Linked DNA regions of Homo sapiens: region 2 is linked to region 1. A link is a contact called in ENCODE Hi-C data. All regions are on one chromosome and are shown on one strand. The core of a region is the stretch at or near the end of the contact, and the rest is flanking DNA. Distances in the headings are between cores, read along the strand shown.

Evidence for each region. A loop is a pair of places that touch in the nucleus more often than their neighbours do. Pooled maps may share reads with other maps.
Region 2: a map of ascending aorta shows a loop between it and region 1 (7-fold over the local background). The contact joins the promoter of ZBED4 here to the promoter of ARSA in region 1. A Hi-C loop is called at or near these places in 1 of 168 maps with a recorded cell type or tissue (ascending aorta), 1 of 37 single-sample maps with no recorded cell type and 8 of 50 pooled maps.

The regions. Positions count from the first base shown.
Region 1 is chr22:50,626,902-50,632,862 of GRCh38, reverse strand. ARSA (arylsulfatase A) reads left to right here and starts at 4,711. Exons shown (of 8, transcript NM_000487.6): 1 at 4,711-5,307; 2 at 5,457-5,697; 3 at 5,811-5,961. The coding sequence starts at 5,084. It overlaps LOC124905149 (a long non-coding RNA gene), which reads right to left and starts at 1,369. Exons shown (of 2, transcript XR_007068161.1): 1 at 1-1,369. RefSeq lists a silencer at 4,627-4,816 and an enhancer at 5,751-5,961.
Region 2 is chr22:49,850,106-49,856,066 of GRCh38, reverse strand. It overlaps ZBED4 (zinc finger BED-type containing 4), which reads right to left and starts at 2,223. Exons shown (of 2, transcript NM_014838.3): 1 at 2,078-2,223. It overlaps LOC105377205 (a long non-coding RNA gene), which reads left to right and starts at 2,555. Exons shown (of 5, transcript NR_188597.1): 1 at 2,555-3,631; 2 at 4,860-4,985. LOC124905147 (a long non-coding RNA gene) reads left to right here. Exons shown (of 2, transcript XR_007068156.1): 2 at 781-1,565. LOC105373091 (sterile alpha motif domain-containing protein 1-like) reads right to left here. Exons shown (of 2, transcript XM_011530661.3): 2 at 5,397-5,885. The coding sequence ends at 5,397. RefSeq lists silencers at 1,576-1,865, 2,036-2,765, 2,786-2,875.

The sequences.
Region 1 (5,961 bases), core at 3,462-5,961:
AATACACACACACAAAAAAATCAGCCGGGCGTGGTGGCTCACACCTGTAATCCCAGCTACTCCAGAGGCTGAGGCAGGAGAATTGCTTAAACCCAGGAGGCAGAGGGTGCAGTGAGCCAAGATCATGCCACTGCACTCCAGCCTGGGCGACAGAGCAAGACTCCGTCTCCAAAAAAAAAACAAAAGAAAGAATTCAAAAGTCACACAAATATCAAACCAAAAGGGACTGGTTCCTCTATTGGGAATTGAACCCAGGCCATGGTAGTGAAAGTACAGAATTTTAAGTAGTTTCCAAGATGCAGCAGTCTTCATTGTGAATCCTGCAGGGATCCAAAGCAATGGTTTGCGCGCACAAAGGATTTTAACTTGTTACAGGTCAGATTTTTGCTCTTTAATTTTGTGAAGAGGATTTCTAAGGCTAGCCACAACATTATTATGTGTCTTTCCTTTAATCTCCCCACAAATACAAATAAGGCAATTGTTTAGAATGAGAGACCTCTAAAATCTTTTTTTTTTTTTAATTTAGGGATCTTTCTAATGTAAAGGATTCATCTTTTGGCTATTGACAATCAGAATTTCCAATGATGTATTTATTCCAATAGCAACTCAATCCAAGAAGCCCCTTCATGGAAAGCCCAAAAGATTATTTTCCAGGTTTAGAGAGGGCATAGAAGAGGAGGTTCCAATGATGCCCCCAAAATTCACTCCCAGGAATAGGCAAAGACAGCAAAAGACTCTTGTTCCCAGAGACAGTTAAGGAACGTGTTTGTACATACAGTGCCTCCAGTAACACACAATCTGTCAGGGGCTGCCAGTCACAGACCCATTAACCTGTAACACAGGGTAGGCCTGTTGGGATTGGGCTTTCTGAGGACTGACCAGGCAACAAACATTGGGATGACAAAAGCCCCTTATGGATGGGCCTGAGGAGAGCAAAAACCACCTGGCGACCATCAAACATCAAACAGGCCCTCCGAGGCAAAACTCCTTATCTGGGGAAAATCAAAAGTAACTAAACCTCCCTATTATCTAAAGCAGGCATCTGGTTCCAGATTTCTTCCCCCAAAAAACGTGTAAGTAACTATAATTTCTATGTGTCTCCAGAATACCATGACGAAACTCACTGTACAACCGTCGCTGACATTAAGGCACCAAAATTACTATAAATGTAATCATTTATCATGACTTACGTGGCTAATATGGTCCAAATTACTGTTAAGCCTCCACTTTAAGGCCTATAAATGCCCTTAAGGAGAAATCCACCCGGCGTACTCAGTCCTCTTGCTGAGGCACCTCATTGCACTCTTCTGCAGCATTCTAATAAACTTTCTTTCTTTTCTTTTTTTTTCTTTTTTTTTTTTTTGAGATGGAGTTTCACTCTTGTTGCCCAGGCTGGAGTGCAATGGTATGATCTCAGCTCACCACAACCTCCATCTCCCAGGTTCAAGCGATTCTCCTGCCTCAGCCTCCCAAGTAGCTGGGAATACAGGCTCCCGACACCATGCCCAGCTAATTTTTTGTATTTTTAGTAGAGATGGGGTTTCATCATGTTGGCCAGGCTGGTCTTGAACTCCTGCCCTCAGGTGATCCACCTGCCTCAGCATCCCAAAGTGCTGGGATTACAGGCGTGAGCCACCGTGCCCGGCAAACTTTCTTTTTTCTTTTTTTTTTTGAGACAGTCTTGCTCTGTCTCAGCTCACTGCAACCTCCGCCTCCCAGGTTCAAGCAATTCTCCTGCCTCAGCCTTCCAAGTAGCTGGGATTACAGCCACGCACCACCACACCTGGCTAAGTTTTATACTTTCAGTAGAGACAGGGTTTCTCCATGTTGGCCAGGCTGGTCTCAAACTCCTGACCTCAGGTGATCCACCCACCTTGGACTTCCAAAGTGCTGAGAGTACAAGCATGAGCCACTATGCCCGGCCAAACTTTCCTTTTTCAAACCTATTGTCGGTAAACTCTTTTTACCAACCCGCAAGTTGACCACCACTCCCAGTGCCGGGGCTCTGACAGCTCGCCTGGCAGGGACTTCTTAAGACAAACTAAAAGCTTGACACATTCAGAACAAAAACGGTGCTGCTTAAAATATTAAATGTCTTGGGTTCCCAACCATTTTCAGACTGACCACAAAATGTGACCTGCGAGTCACTACCTCGGATTGGCAGAGGCCAAGAGAGTGCTCCTGAGGTAGGAGGTGGGACTTAGTTGACCCAGTTGAGGATTGGCTAAAACAGGGTTGGGGCAATAGCAGCTTTCAGTCAGATATGCCCGCCACTGTGCCATGTCAGTTTACCATTGCCATGGCAACACCCAGGAGTTGCCACCCCTTTCCATGGCAATGACCCAATGATGACTACTCCTTCCCTAGAAACTTCTGCATAAACCATCCTTTAATCTACATGCAATCAAAAGTGCGTATAAATGTGACTGCAAAACTGCCCTGAGCTGCTACTCTCAGCCTACGGGGTGGCCCTGCTCTGCAGGAGCAGTCACAGAGCTCTAACGCCACCTGTTCAATAAAGCTGTTTTCTTCTACCTCTGGCTTGTCTTTGAATTCTTTCCTGGGCAAAGCCAAAACCCTCACTGGCTAAGCTCCACTCTGGGGTCTGCCTGGCCTGCATCATTCCCACTCGCTCACAACTCAAGCTTTCAAGGACATCAAAAGAGAGGAGAATCTCATCCAGTTTTCAGTTCAGGGACCCACAGCAAAGTCTGTCTAACTAGACGCATCCGATCAGAGCTGCAAAACTGACTAGCCTGCAGGACGGCCCCAAGACGGGGTTTACAGGGGTTTTAGGCCTGTGTTCTACCCTCTTTATGACAGAAAAACACAGAAAGACAAGAATGAAAGACGACTATTTCTGGGGAAAAAAAGCAATCAAACAATATGAATACAAAACTAATCACATAAATACATTTCTCTCATTAAAACTTTGAAGAGGAAAACAAGGTAAACAGACATTTTTACCGTCGGCTTGACAAGATTCCAGAGAGGCCGGGAGCCTGGCTGCTAAGACCTTCTTACCCTTCTTTCTGCCAGCTTGTCGGCTCCTGGGTTCCCCTGACGGAGGCTCCCAGGAGAGTGACTTTAGTTATCCTACCGACTGCACCAAAACTGTAGGAGCCTAGAGAAAAACTTTTCTGCATTCTGAGTTCACAGAAAATCAACTGACAAAAGCCAGGTTAGTAAGAAAAAAGGCATACAGATTTATTCATGCACACAGGGAGAACCAGAGTGATGACCCCAACCTCCCAATGGGGTTCGGAAGCTTATATACCATCTTGAGGTTACAGAAAGAACATGGGCTCAAAGTATGGCCACAGTTTATGGTGGAAAATCAGGTGACCAGTGGCAAGACCGGTTACAGGAGGGAGAGCAGAGGAGGCCTGGCTAGCAAAGGTGGCCTTGTTCTACAGATGAAACCTCACAGGTAGCAGCCCTGAGAGAGAACAGATGGTGAATGTTCCCTTCAGGCCTTTAAAGGCGTCAGACTGTTACTCTTCCCAGATCAGGCAAGGAGGGCCTCAGAGGAGGCCTGGCCGCATCAGTGTAGATTCTCTCCACAGATGCAAATCTCCCCCACAAAAGACAGCTTTTCAGCTATTCTTCTATTTCCAGTCCTTCTGAGTAACTGTCTTGAACCGTGTCAAGGAAATATATTTGGAGGTGACATATTGTGTTTTCCTTCAAGATCAAAAAGGTTAAGTCCAAGGCTGCCCAACGAGGGAGCGAGGACCCAATCACGTTGTCCTCAGATGAGTTTTTCCCCAGCAGCGTAACCCTGCAACAGGCCAGACTGGACCCCAGACACACATTCCACACCACACCACGCCTCCACCACCACACGCACACAACAGACACACCCTAAACACCAGACACACACACACACCTCAACCACCGCAAACACACATACGCCACACCTCTAACACCACACACACCCAACACCACACACATACGTGCCTCAAACACTACACACACCTCAACCACCATACACCTCAACCACACACACCCCTCAAACACCAAACACACCCCTCAACCACACACACACACCCCTCAAACACCACACACCCACCTCAAACACCACACACACATATCCCTCAAACACTACAAAAACACACACACACACCTCAAACACCACACATGCACACACACCTGAAACACCACACACCTGCCTCAAACACTCCACACACACCACACACAGACACGTACACAGCCCCCCGCACCCAGCCACAGCTTACACGCACACAGACACGCGTACGCAGGAGAAAGGGTGTCAAAGCTTTTGCTAGTCGTGAAGGAAGAGCCCGCAGTCCATGGGGCTGCACGGTTTTCCCTGCCATTTGCTCATTCACCGGGTGCCCATAACGCTCCGCGCTCAGGTCTCTTACAGGAGGGCCCGAGTCTCCCAGTACCGGAGGTCTGGGGGCGCACGAGCCGCTCCTCCTCTGGAGAAGCTCCGGACCGAGAGGACACCGGACACTGCGCAGCGCCGAGCCCCGCGCGCAGCCCGGGACGCCTCAGCCAGGGCCGACCGCGCAGAGGAAGCTCCCAGAGCCCGTTTCAAGACCGCAGCCAACAGCCTCAGGCGCACACGGCGGCCTCGGAGCGAGCACGCGCAGCAACGCCCCTCGCCCCGGCCCGCCCCCGGCCCCGCCCCCGGCCCCGCCCCCGGCCCCGCCCCGCAAGGGTCACAGGTCACGGGGCGGGGCCGAGGCGGAAGCGCCCGCAGCCCGGTACCGGCTCCTCCTGGGCTCCCTCTAGCGCCTTCCCCCCGGCCCGACTCCGCTGGTCAGCGCCAAGTGACTTACGCCCCCGACCCTGAGCCCGGACCGCTAGGCGAGGAGGATCAGATCTCCGCTCGAGAATCTGAAGGTGCCCTGGTCCTGGAGGAGTTCCGTCCCAGCCCGCGGTCTCCCGGTACTGTCGGGCCCCGGCCCTCTGGAGCTTCAGGAGGCGGCCGTCAGGGTCGGGGAGTATTTGGGTCCGGGGTCTCAGGGAAGGGCGGCGCCTGGGTCTGCGGTATCGGAAAGAGCCTGCTGGAGCCAAGTAGCCCTCCCTCTCTTGGGACAGACCCCTCGGTCCCATGTCCATGGGGGCACCGCGGTCCCTCCTCCTGGCCCTGGCTGCTGGCCTGGCCGTTGCCCGTCCGCCCAACATCGTGCTGATCTTTGCCGACGACCTCGGCTATGGGGACCTGGGCTGCTATGGGCACCCCAGCTCTACCACTCCCAACCTGGACCAGCTGGCGGCGGGAGGGCTGCGGTTCACAGACTTCTACGTGCCTGTGTCTCTGTGCACACCCTCTAGGTAAAGAGGGGGCCGCGCCTCTTCCCCGCCCCGACCCTCCATCCCTTTCCTCCCAATGGATTGCAGGGGGGCGGGAAAAACGTCTGTCTCTCTCTCTAGGGAAGGCCACATTTCTGTCTGTCTCAGGGACTCTGTGACTTGTCCCGCAGGGCCGCCCTCCTGACCGGCCGGCTCCCGGTTCGGATGGGCATGTACCCTGGCGTCCTGGTGCCCAGCTCCCGGGGGGGCCTGCCCCTGGAGGAGGTGACCGTGGCCGAAGTCCTGGCTGCCCGAGGCTACCTCACAGGAATGGCCGGCAAGTGGCACCTTGGGGTGGGGCCTGAGGGGGCCTTCCTGCCCCCCCATCAGGGCTTCCATCGATTTCTAGGCATCCCGTACTCCCACGACCAGGTAGGAACCACCCGGGCCCTCAGCCACCCTCCCACCTCCCAAAGTCCCCCAGCCCTTGATGCTCCCGCAGCCCCACCTGCCAGCCCAGCCCTCACGGCAGCTGCCCGCCTCAGGGCCCCTGCCAGAACCTGACCTGCTTCCCGCCGGCCACTCCTTGCGACGGTGGCTGTGACCAGGGCCTGGTCCCCATCCCACTGTTGGCCAACCTGTCCGTGGAGGCGCAGCCCCCCTGGCTGCCCGGACTAGAGGCCCGCTACATGGCTT
Region 2 (5,961 bases), core at 974-3,473, 770 kb after region 1:
GAAGGGCCTGGAAGGCTGGGATGCAGAGAGGCCCGAATCCTTGAAAGGGCTGAAGCCAGAGAGCTGCTGGAATCCACAGACACTAAAAGAGAAAGCCAAAACCAAACCGCTAAGGGGTGTCACGGGCTAAAGGCACAGTGACTTTCTTACACAGCCAAATGTAAATAAGAGCAATTCCTATAGGTACATTCTCAGGTCCTGAGATTTAAACAGTGAAGGAAACAACGTTGGTAAGGAAGGGCCAGCTTGGCCTCTACCCCAGGGCTGGGCAAAGCCACGCCCAGCTGTTTCACCTGCTCCCTCCTCTCAAAAGACAACCACCACACCAAAGAGAATGAGACCAGAAGCTAAAGCCAGGCAAAGAAAAAAACGCAAAACAAAGTGAAGGACGGCACTGACCACGGTCACTTCCTGCTCCTCATGCCGCCAGGAGTCCACTCCCCAGGGCTCCTCACCAAGGATCTGAGACACACACACACACACACCTTTCGCTAAAGAAGCTGCTTCTCAGCTCCTCTGCACACACACAGAAGTCAGTCCGCTCCCCTAGTAATTTTTTTAGTCTTTCTGCAAGGTGTTATGGACATACTTTGCACAGCTGAGTTACTCACTGTGTGTGTGGAGGGGGTTGGGGAGGAGGTAACCTTAAAGAGCAGAGGTTTTACATCCAACAACATCAACCACCTTATTCAGGAATTACCTGGACAAGAGTGTGTGTTGGGGGAGACCCTGTAACCACCTGTCAAGTGGACTAAAAGTCTTAGGTTTCTTTCCATATAGATTAACTGTGTCCTCACCTCAAAGACCGGGCCTCTGAAGCTTTTTCAAGATTCACAGAATCTCTCTTAACTTGTGCTAGATCTTTTCTTGAAAAAAAGCCAATCATGACAAGCAGATATAATCCGTTTAAGGACTACGGGAAGTGTGCAGCCTTGTACGGACGTCCCATTGGAAACCCTCGGAGTATGGAATCAAACTCCTGTAAACTTTCCTCTTGCAAAGTAACTTTGTTTAGTAATTGCAATTAATTCATAATCAAAATGTGGCTTATTCATAGCACTTAAAAAAAAATCCCAACCAAATCCTTCCTAGCCTCAATTTTGTCACTATGAATGACATACACAGAAAAAATAAAAAACATTTCTGTGTAAAAAGTCGCAGGATGCCCTTGCTTTACCAAACTGGCCTCACTATGAGGTCTGAATGGATTTCTAAAAACGTAATCTGATCAGAGTTAACTTCAAAATAAATAACTTCCCTTTCGACCAACACGAGAACACCAACAGAAGCTTCTGACGGCTCAGCTTGGCCGGGACGTGTTTCCACAGAGGTGCCCGGGTCTACCAGGGCCACCCGGAATAGAAAGGCGCAGAAGGGAGCCCGAGGGGCTGCGATTCTCTTAGCAACGAAGGCGGTGTGGGCCACACAACGGGACAAAAGAAGAAACAAAACTGACTGCGAGCTCATTTGGGTGTAGGAAAACCACTGCAGTCGAAAAACATTTGAAATTATGGTTCGCAAGGCAAGTTACATTTTTATTCATTAAATGTGAACGGTCATCCCCAGAACCACGTACAATAACCTGCCTCGGGGCGCGTCGCAAGGACCCGTCTGGGCTGAGACATGAAGCAGGGCCCAGGTGGCCCTTCCTGGAGGTGGGACGGGAATGACACGTCCAGAGAAGTCCCAGGGACGGGGCTCGCGGGGTTAACTCGACGTGGCCGGGACAGCGCGCTCCCGGCGGACCCGGGCGGCGCCCCGAGCCCGAGCCCCGTCCCGTCCGCCCGGAAGCAACGGCGCGGGCACGTGGGCCAGGCCGGGCGCCGACCCCCGGCACTCGGCCGCTCAGTCGGCGCCGCCCCCGCGCCAGCTGTCAGGGCCGGGGTCCGCGCGGGGGCGGGTCCGGGGCGGCGCCGGGCGGGGACCCCGAGGCCACGGAACCGCGCCCCCGCCCGCCTGGCCCCGGCCCTGGCCCCGGCGCGGCGCAGACAATGGCGCGGCCCGGCCCGGCCCCGGCGCGGTCCGCGGGGGACGGGGCTCGCGGCAGGCGGCGGGGCGGCGGCGCCCGCGCACTCACCTCGGCCCGGCCTCTGGGGCGGCTCCCGGCCGGCTGCGGACGACGGCGGCGCGGGCGGACGCTCCATTCATTACCGCGGCTTTGTCTGCCCCCGCGCCCCTCCCGCGGCCCCGCCGCCCGCCGCCCGCGACGCCGCCGGACGCTGCGCCCCTCCCAGGGCCCCGCGCGGCGCGGGGCGGGGCTGGCCGGGGGCGGGGCCGATCGGGGGCGGGGCCTACTCTCGCAGGCGCAGTGTCCGCGTACCCGCCCCGCCTCGTCCCTGGCCGGGCGGGAGGACGGAGCGCCGGAGGCCCGGCCGCTGGGGCGGGGTCGGGCGGAAGACGCAGGCGCAATGCGCGCTTCGGCTCCGCCCCCGGGTCCAGGAGGGCAAACTACGCAGGCGCAGTGGGCGCTCCGGCGCTGGCGGGCGACGGGAAGGGCTTAGGCGCTCTGGCTGGGCGGGGCGCGGGCGCCTTGGTTTCGTCCCGTGGCTTGGCAGTTGGCAGCGGCTCGGCGCGCACCCAACGGCCCACCGCGGGTTTCCGGGACGGCTAGCAGCGCGGTTCCCGGTCCCGCCCCGAACCCCCTTACCTGGCGCAGAGGCCGCTCAGTGCGGTGCGGTCAGGCCTCGTGGGCTGGGACCTAAGCCGTTGACCCTAAGGCGATCGGGGCTCCCCGCGCGGCCCCCCCGGGGGACGGGATTAACGCCTAAGCCCCAAGCCGGGTCGGCGGGAGGAGGGCGGCCCTCTGGGCGAGCGCGGGGCCGGGGCTGGCGGTGCGGAGCGCACGGGACTCGCCCGCTTCTCAGGGTCTGAAGGAAATGTGCACTTTTAATGTGTTATTTCCTAACACAAATGTTTGAGCAGACCAAATAAACTCTGCATGCTGAATGTGGCCCCGAGGTCCCCCGTTGGTGACACGGCTTTCGGCATTTTCTCGGCCTGAGTGTGAGAGTGAGAGGAGCCCGCGTGGCGGTCACCGGCTGGAGCGGGAGCGTGGAGTTATCACGGCCGCCTCTGCCCGGAGCCCGCCCCTGCCCCGCGGCTGTGCCCCTTCACCCGCACGCCGACTGTTCCAAAGTCCACGTCCAGCCTGCAGCCGGGTTTTCTATGGTGCCTGAGCTAAGAATGCTTTTCTCGTTTTTAAGAGGTTGGGGGAGAATTAAAACAGTATTTTAGCATATATGAAAAGTATATGACATTCAAATATCGGCCGGGCACGGTGGCTCACGCCTGTAATCCCTGCACTTTGGGAGGCCGAGGCGGGTGGATCACCTGAGATCAGGAGTTCGAGACCAGCCTGGCCAACATGGAGAAACCCCGTCTCTACTGAAAAAAAATAAAAAATTAGCCAGACGTGGTGGTGGGCTCCTGTAATCCCAGATACTCGGGAGACTGAGGCAGAAGAATCGCTTGAACCCGGGAGGCAGAGGTTGCAGTGAGCCGAGATCGCGCCACTGCACTCCAGTCTGGGTGACAGAGCAAGACTCCGTCTCCAAAAAAAAATTAAATTAAAATGTCGGTTTCCTAAGGAGTTCAACTGGAACACCACCATGCTTGTTCATGTAGTTAAAAGGTAAACTGCTTTACCTTCCACCATAGCTATGGAGTTGAGACCAGGCACTGACACCCAAAAAGGGCTCCCTGTTTCTTTCTTTTTCTTTTTTTTTTCTTTCTGAGACAGAGTCTCGCTCTGTCCCCAGGCTGGAGTGCGGTAGCGTGATCTCGGCTCACTGCAACCTCCGCCTCCCGGGTTCAAGCGATTCTCCTGCCTCAGCCTCCAGAGTAGCTGAGACTACAGGCGCTCGCCACCACGCCCAGCTAATTTATGTATTTTTAGTAGAGATGGGGTTTCACCATGTTGACCAGGATGGTCTCGATCTCCTGATCTTGTGATCCGCCCGCCTTGGCCTCCCAAAGTGCTGGGATTACAGGCATGAGCCACCGTGCCCGGCCTGGGGATCCCTGTTTCATTCAGAGTGGAGGCCAGTGTTCTCAGGCCTGCTCTGCCCCTGCCATCCCCTCATCAGATCTGCAGCAGCCCCCAGCCTCCTTGATGCTTGCTTTGGGGTCTTCGCACTGACTTCTTGTCTGCCTGGACTGCTCTTCCCCTCTGCCAGTGTCAAGCTCCCAGACGGCTGCCCATATGTCAGCATAGTGGGAGGCTCTCCGGGGCCATGCTCTAGGAAGTAACACTGCGCTCTCCTCATCCCCTCTCCGGGCTCTGACACATCTGACACACTGTATATGCCTGTGTCATGACTGCCCCCCAACAGCCTCCTGCTAGAATCAGTGGGAGGGGGGACTTCTTTGTTGTATGTGCTGAGGGAGCATGCCCAGTGCCGAGAGCAAGGCCCCCTACGCTTTGTGGAGTAGGTTAATGGGGCCCCACAATTGCCTGGCACTCATGTGCAGAAATAGAAGATTCCTGGGGCCAAAGAGCAACAGCTCTTCCCAAAGGGGCCTGCCGGTGAGTGAGTGAGTGCAGGTTGACAGGTCCCTCCTAGTGCCTTCCAAATTGTGCAGGGCAGCCAGGTGCGGCCTATTCTCTGGCCCCTCACAGGAAGATACTGTTTTGTATGTCGGGTGGCCCTTGGACTAAGTGCCCAAATGGGGCACCCTGGAGCATGGAAGGGCACACTAGACATCATGGGGCCAGGACCCAGCATCAACTGGGACTGTTTCGGCAAGCCAGTACCCCATGCCTCCACCAGCTGCAGTCCATTCATTTAATCTTTGATGGGCACTTTCTGTGTGCCCAAGATACAATATCTTATTTTTTCTTTTTCTTTTTTTTTTTTCAGTCTGCAAGTGCTTGGTACATACACAGATGGTATTTATTTGCTGTTTGTCTTAAATTGCATTCTTATGCATCATAGAGACTGCGATAAGGAGAAGAAAAAATATTTTCTACAGGACCATCCAAACATGTAAGTGGCTTTTCATGGGACAGTTTCCCATCACGGGAAAGACATAAGTCGATTCTTAGTCATCCAGAGTGTCAGTATCTTATTTTTTCATTCATCTGAACCAAAGTGTGACATCCCAGGGCCAGGTGTTTTATCTGAGTTCCATGCACAGACTGTGAGCCCCACCTGTACAGGGCAGTGCGAGTCAGGGATGCTCCGCACTGAGGCAGAAGAGCAGCTGGTGCCCTGGTCCTCTGTCCACTGAGGCTGCAGGTGGACCCACAGCATCTTCCGAAGGCAGGGAGCCCTCCGTGCTTGGAGCACTGTGGCCCTGGAGGGTTCGCCCTCATGTGATGTGACTTTGGTTGAGTTTCTTAGCTGTGAATTAAGATTATGAGCCCAGCTTGGGGGTAGGGCATGGAGCTGATGGTGTCACATGTGGAAGCAGCTGGGTGACCCCGAGCCCGGTGACCACTGGTCACTGGGGAGGCACAGACCTCGCTGTGGCAGGGTCCTGAGGGCCAGGGCCTCAAAGGAGGGTGGCTGTGTCCCTGGGCCCCGCGGGAGTAAGGGTGTACACCTGCCAGTCCCCTGCCTACAGTGGTGGTGGGGTGGAGCCCCATGGTCCCTTCCATCTGGAATCTCAGACCTGGCCCCCCTCTGCCACCCTGTGCCTCCCGTCTGCCTTTCAGGGTAGCAAGAATGCTGTGCGCCCCACTGGGGAGGGAGGTGGGGAGGACTCCAGAGCGTCCAGGTGGGGGCTGCTGCAGAGGAGATGGTTTCTCTCGGGTGCAGAGGAGGGTTGGGCCCTGGGCACCTACTGGTCACTCTTCGCCACGACGGGGACCTCACCACGTTGTCCCTCATCCACGTCACCCGCCCAACCCACGCGGAGGGTCCTGAGGGCTTCACCACGCAGCCCTGAAGGGGCAGAGCTGGGGTCACACAGGTATCGGAAGCCCACGCTGTGGCCCCAGGAGAAGGTTCTGGATGTGGC